2 separate regions of the Homo sapiens genome follow, and region 2 is linked to region 1. A link is an interaction called in ENCODE POLR2A ChIA-PET data of the cell type or tissue named here. Cell type or tissue: PC-9. All regions are shown on one strand. Each heading gives the region's core, and the rest is flanking DNA. Links, peaks and the distances in the headings are about the cores only. Region 1 overlaps RPA3 (replication protein A3). Region 2 overlaps GLCCI1-DT (GLCCI1 divergent transcript).

The links. Peaks named below come from ENCODE experiments on the same cell type or tissue, not always from the same donor. Only the 100,000 strongest peaks of a DNase experiment are listed, where the experiment ranks them.
Region 2: POLR2A ChIA-PET joins it to region 1 with 5 read pairs; 6 of 35 experiments call an interaction of 5 or more read pairs at or near these places.

Annotation. Positions count from the first base shown.
Region 1 is chr7:7,692,865-7,695,793 of GRCh38, reverse strand. All of the region lies in intron 2 of RPA3 (replication protein A3), which reads left to right. All of the region lies in intron 2 of UMAD1 (UBAP1-MVB12-associated (UMA) domain containing 1), which reads right to left. Among named protein-coding and RNA genes, the nearest start is that of RPA3, 24 kb to the left of the region's middle. In PC-9, for the core only: no CTCF peak of the experiment used is centred there; a DNase peak (open chromatin) is centred at 1,723; H3K27ac peaks cover 1,270 bases.
Region 2 is chr7:7,955,291-7,958,219 of GRCh38, reverse strand. GLCCI1-DT (GLCCI1 divergent transcript) reads left to right here. Exons shown (of 5, transcript NR_110018.1): 3 at 2,204-2,359. Among named protein-coding and RNA genes, the nearest start is that of GLCCI1-DT, 12 kb to the left of the region's middle. In PC-9, for the core only: no CTCF peak of the experiment used is centred there; DNase peaks (open chromatin) are centred at 1,169 and 1,549; H3K4me3 peaks cover 999 bases; H3K27ac peaks cover 2,184 bases.

The DNA.
Region 1 (2,929 bases), core at 221-2,720:
AAGAACCTAAAGGTGACACATTGACAGATAATTCCCAACATACATAGATATTAAAGATGCTAGGTCTACATAGGACACAAGTTGTTGAGGATCCTTGCTGAGTTGCATATGCTCAGAAGCAATGTCTTTTTTAATTCAGGGCCATGGTGTGAGGGGTCAGATCCTGTGAGTAGAAATTCCACTGCCAGAAATTCAATGTGTTACGGCTGCTAGTGCCAAAGAACATGAAAAGCTTGAGTGTTCTTGCTCTGAGACTAAACATTTAGGAAGTTCTATGCCTGAAAGTAACAAGGAAAGACCATGGTTGAGAAACATGTAATAAAAATTAAATGGACAGAATCAGAGTAAAAAAAATCAACGTATTATGTCTAGAAAAGACAGAAAGACAAGGTTAGGAGATTTTTCTCTCTCTACAGCCTTTCTTATCTAATATAACATAATCATTCTGTGTTACAAATGAAATCTTAAAGTTGGCTGGGCTTGAGAATTCTCTATGAGATAAACTGTGGTGGGGAAAATGTTGACAGCAAGTAAACAAATTATTGCACGGCTACTTGGTTGGCAGCAACAGTGATTTTCTCTACTTGGAAACAGCGAGCTTCTCAAAAGAAGACGTACAAATGGCAAACAGGTATATGAAAAGGTGCTCAACATTACTGATCATCAGAGAAAGCAAATCATAATTACAACAAGATATCATCTCACCCCAGTTAAAATGGCTTTTATCCAAAAGAAAGGTAATGACAAACACTGGCAAGGATATGGCAAAAGGGGAACTCTCAAACACTGTTGGTGGGAATGTAAATTAGTACAACCACTATGGAGAACAGTAGGGAGGTTCCTCAAAAAACTAAAAATAGAACTACCGTATGATCCAACAATCCCACTGCTAGGTGTATCCCCAAAAGGAAGGAAATCAGGATAACAAAGATATAGCTGTACTCACATGTTTATTGCAGCACTATTCACAATAGCTAAGATTTGGAATCAACCTAAGTATCTATCAAAAGATGAATGGATGAAGAAAACGTGGTACGTATGCACAATGGAGTACTATTCAGCCATAAAGAAGAATGAGATCCTGTCATTTACAACAACATAGATGGAAAAAAGATATTATGTTAAGTGAAATAAGTCAGGCAGAGAGAGATAAACTTCACATATTCTCACTCATTTGTGGGAACTAAAAATTAAAATAATTGAACTCAGAGAGATAGAGAGTAGAATGATGGTTACCAGAGTCTGGGAAGGACAGTGGTGGGGGTGGGGTGGGGAATGGAGATGGTTAATGGGTACAAAAATACATAGTTTGATACAATAAGTAAGATCTGGCATTTGATAGCACAACAGGGTGACTACAGTCTGCAATAATTTGTTATACATTTTAGAATAACTGAGGGGGTACAATTGGAGTGCCTGTATCACAAAAAAATGATAAATGCTTGACGTGATGGATATCCCATTTACCCTGATGTGATTATTATATGTGTATGCCTGTATCAAAATCTCATATAACCCATAAATATATATACCTACTATATACTCATAAAAATTAAAAATAAAAAGTTACCAATAAGTACAAGAAAAGATACTCAATTATCACTAGTCATGAGGAGAAAAAGAAAACATGCTTCATTCCTTCTTTGGAATGCTCAAATATGACTCACACAGACAAATTTCCAACTACTTCATAGTGCCCCTCTATAGGTATGGAGAAAAATCTAAAGCTTTGCTCTTGTTCAAGTGTCTAATGACTCAGTTGAAAAAAACTCAGTTGCCTTATATCAACAAAGCATTAGTATTCCAGAACAACTGACAATAATGGCAACAAAAAGAGAGATCTCAGTCCTCAGAGGGAAAGCTCTTCTTTTTAATAATTGCCATTTTAAGATAATATGAAATATAACTTTATTAACAATATAAAAACCCACCACAGAGGAAAAATTATTACATACACTCATGGTAAGTAGTGTTAATATGATTAGAGTTTATAAGTTTAAACTTAAAATATCACATAAACATCTTACAAAATATTTAAAGAAGGATATAAAACTTCACGTTCATATAATATTGCTAAATTATTAAAATTGTAATAAAGTCATTATAAAATAAACAAGGCATAAATTTGTGCAATCCACTAAAAGTTATAGAATTTAAATAAACAATTTTTAAAATATAGTAGAATTTCACCTTAAAATAGACCTTAATGTTTAAAGGATGCCTCCTGATACACTGGAAGTTCTAGTTTCATGAAGCTCTTTTGAGAATAAAAGAACTATCGACATCCAGGAAAACATGAGAGAGAAACCCAAATAAAAATTTGGTTAACTTCTTCCCCCAAAACATCTTTTCCCCTTGGAAAGTCTATACATTACTAAGCTATTGCAGAATGAAGGGAAAGTTTCAGATGAGATTTTCCTATATTATACATTGGCCTTAAGTCTACCGAAATAATGTAGATAGATAGATAGATAGATAGATAGATAGATAGATAGATAAAGATATTTTAAGAGTAACTATTCATATTTACTTAGTAAATGTTTGGTGAATTGTATACTGGAAACAAGAAGCACAGTACAATTTCAGTAGTAATAGTAAAATGTACTTCTGCTTTTAGAAGAACTACAGCTCCCTGAGAGATTCAAGAATTCAGGGACATATATATACCTTTGGGGTTCCTTTTGACTTTGGAGTTATACAAGTAATACTTGTTCATTACAGAATAATGAAGTAGATATAAGTAATCAACAGGAAGAAAAAAGATTAAATTACCTGTAATCATATGGTCCTTAGGTAAATGTTTTTCCTCCTACAGCTATTTTAGACACATAAAATATACATAACAAAAAGGTTCACATGAAATATACCATTTTAAAAGCCACATTTTGGCCAGGCACGGTGGCTCATGCCTGTAATCCCAGCCCTGTGG
Region 2 (2,929 bases), core at 233-2,732, 260 kb before region 1:
GCTGGTCTGCTGGTGGGAGGGTTAGGACTGTATAATTTTTAACAAGTTCCTCAGGTGATCTTTATGATCAGGCAAATTTGCGCAACAGTAGATATGAAATAAATGAAAGTTTACCAAGTATAATTTCAGGCCCAAAATATTATCTCCATTTTCAGCCAAATACATAGAAACATTGATACCTGACATCAATTCATGGAAATTACCAAAAGAAAACACCTTTTAAAATTCTACCTGTAGAATTTTTTTTAAAAAATCTAAGAGGTCTACTCATTTTACATGATTGGTATCTAATTCTATGGTTCCAAATAATCTACAGTGGTGTTTAAATATATAAGACTAGGTTATAGATTTTTTTTATTATAGCAAATTTCATTGAGGAAAAGGGAAATGGACCTGACTAGCTAACAGTTATTATGTATAATATAATAATGAGTCAGATATTTTAAAGCCTGTTCTGCTTCTGGTTTGCTTAGCTCCCAGATTAATAAACTAACATAGTAAAATATAAGAATGCAACTTGATCTTATCCATTCCTAACATATTTAAACAAAATCTTGAGCACACTAGCAGTACAGCAGCTGAGAATAGATACGGGTCCTTGAAAAATTTATTTCCATTTCCTCCTAGAAAAAGTGATTTGTATTGATACACAATAGTCGCAGCCCAAACTGCTTTCTGGGAACACAAAGCCCCTCTAATTTGTACCAGTTTTTCTCCATTCTAGTTGATCCTGACCATCAGGTATAAATTAGTGCTAAATCAATATTAGCCGATACTTCCCCAGGTGTGGGAAGTGAGGAAACCTGATCACATGAACAAACACAACCCTTCCTGGCTACATTTAAAATAAGGTGGTTATTATTATACCATGCGGGAAAAAGAATTTTTTTGTTGTTTGTTTTTTAATCAATCTTATGCCATCTCAATTTGTATTAACTTGATATAGTGATATCAGTCATCAGTTAGAATCCATTTTTAGTTATAGATTCCCTATCAACCTTCACACTTTTTTTCATTCTTTCATGGGGCCTCCTCTTCCCCTTCCAACTTCTTCTCACCCCCAGCCATGCCATGTATCTTGCCCCACACCCTTTTTCATTTCTAGCACTACTTACTTAAGTGGTTGAGTGGAGGAGCCCAGGGGAGCAGGTTTACATACCTGCTTTAATTGCTCACCTTGGGCGGAGCAGTGTCCTAAATAAACTTTAGTTTTGCCACAGCATCATTACTCAACAAAGTATTTTCACAAGTGTCACTTAATAATACAAAAATAAATAAGGCACTTAAACTTGTTATTGAGGAAAGAAGCTTTAGCTGCCCACTTTCCGTACTCAGGGTCCAATCTTGCTTCACTTGTTCTTAGAAAACTCTTCAGGAGTTTTCTTTAAAGAAAATCAGTTAGAGCATAAGTGCTGTGAGCCAGGTCTAAGTAGCTTTACCCTTGAAAGGATTAGTTCCTTTGTTAATTATCAATAACAAGGAATTTTGTCATTTTTCTCAATACCTTCCAGTCGTAACTATTCATAGTGTAACTATGTACTCAATGGTTTCATAAATATCAAAACATATATGTGTAGTACTTAGTCACAGATGGGAAGAGAAACAAATGTTCCAAATTCCAAGGAAATGATGTGACTCTGCATGATTTTTTCCCAATTTCCTGGGTTTTATAGAAACTTCACAGAACTTTTAAAAGCGCTTTCAGATCTATGACTTTTTTGTATCACCACAACAATTCTGTGACGTTAGAACATGTATGCTGTCTCCATTTGACAGATGGGGAAATGGAGGCCCACAACCTTGGCTGGGGTCACAGATAGCACATGAGAGACTAGAAGTAGAAGCCAGGTCTTCTGATTCCTTCACTATAAAAATTGGGTGACTTTTTTCCCCAGTGTTTTTTCTTCACTATAAAAATTCCCTCTGTAGCAAGAGCCAGGGATGTAATTGAGAGGCATGGTTCTTTTCCACGTTGGTCTCTGAAAGACCTGTGAGCTAATAGTATATGCAAGAGAGGACACTTACTGGCTAAGAGATTGATTACCTACATTCAAGGCAACCCGATGATGCACCCTGATAAGAGAAGGGCCTGTCTAAAGGTCCTAATTTGTTTTAAATATCCAGAGTTCCTGATAGGAAGGCAGGGTGTGGTAATTATATATCTAACTTTTGGCTAATTGTCTCCATATCCTCACCTTCACAGATGTCTTTCAAACATTGATAATTACAGCTTTCAGACCCAAAGCCTACAAATTCATAATCCATACAGATGACATACTAAAATCTACTCAAACTTGTAAGTCTGAAGACAATTTCAGCACTATTGGACTTACATTAGGAGAAAACTGCTTAAAAAGAGGTACCCTTTATTTCTATGTCATAGCTATACTTTACCACATAGATGTGTCATGGTTTCACCTTGATCTAGGGAAGTGCACATAAATTCATTTGCCTCTAAATGTAATCAAAATTAACAAAACAAGTAACAAAAAAGAAAGAGTGTATGGATAACACCATAGAAGTAAAACTGACTCAAATTAATGAAAGCAACTTGAAACAATGAAGGAGCTGCTTCTAAGTAAGATAAAGAATCAGAACCAAGAAATAAGTACAGCACAGAAAAGCAGTCATCCTTGTCATGATGGCCTACAAGTACAACCCGAGTTATTTACTTATATCATAGAACTTACATCATAAGTTCTTTTTAAGAATTCAAGCCAAGCATTGTGGCTCACACCTGTAATCCCAACAACTTGGGAGGCTGAGGCAGGAGGGATCGCTTGAGACAAGAAGTTTGAGACCAGCCTGGGCAACATATTAAGATCCTGTGTCTAAAAAAATAATTTAAAAATCTGCCAAGCATGGTGGTGCATGGCTATAGTCCCAGCTATTTGGGAGCCTGAGGCAGAATGATCACTTGAGTCCAGGA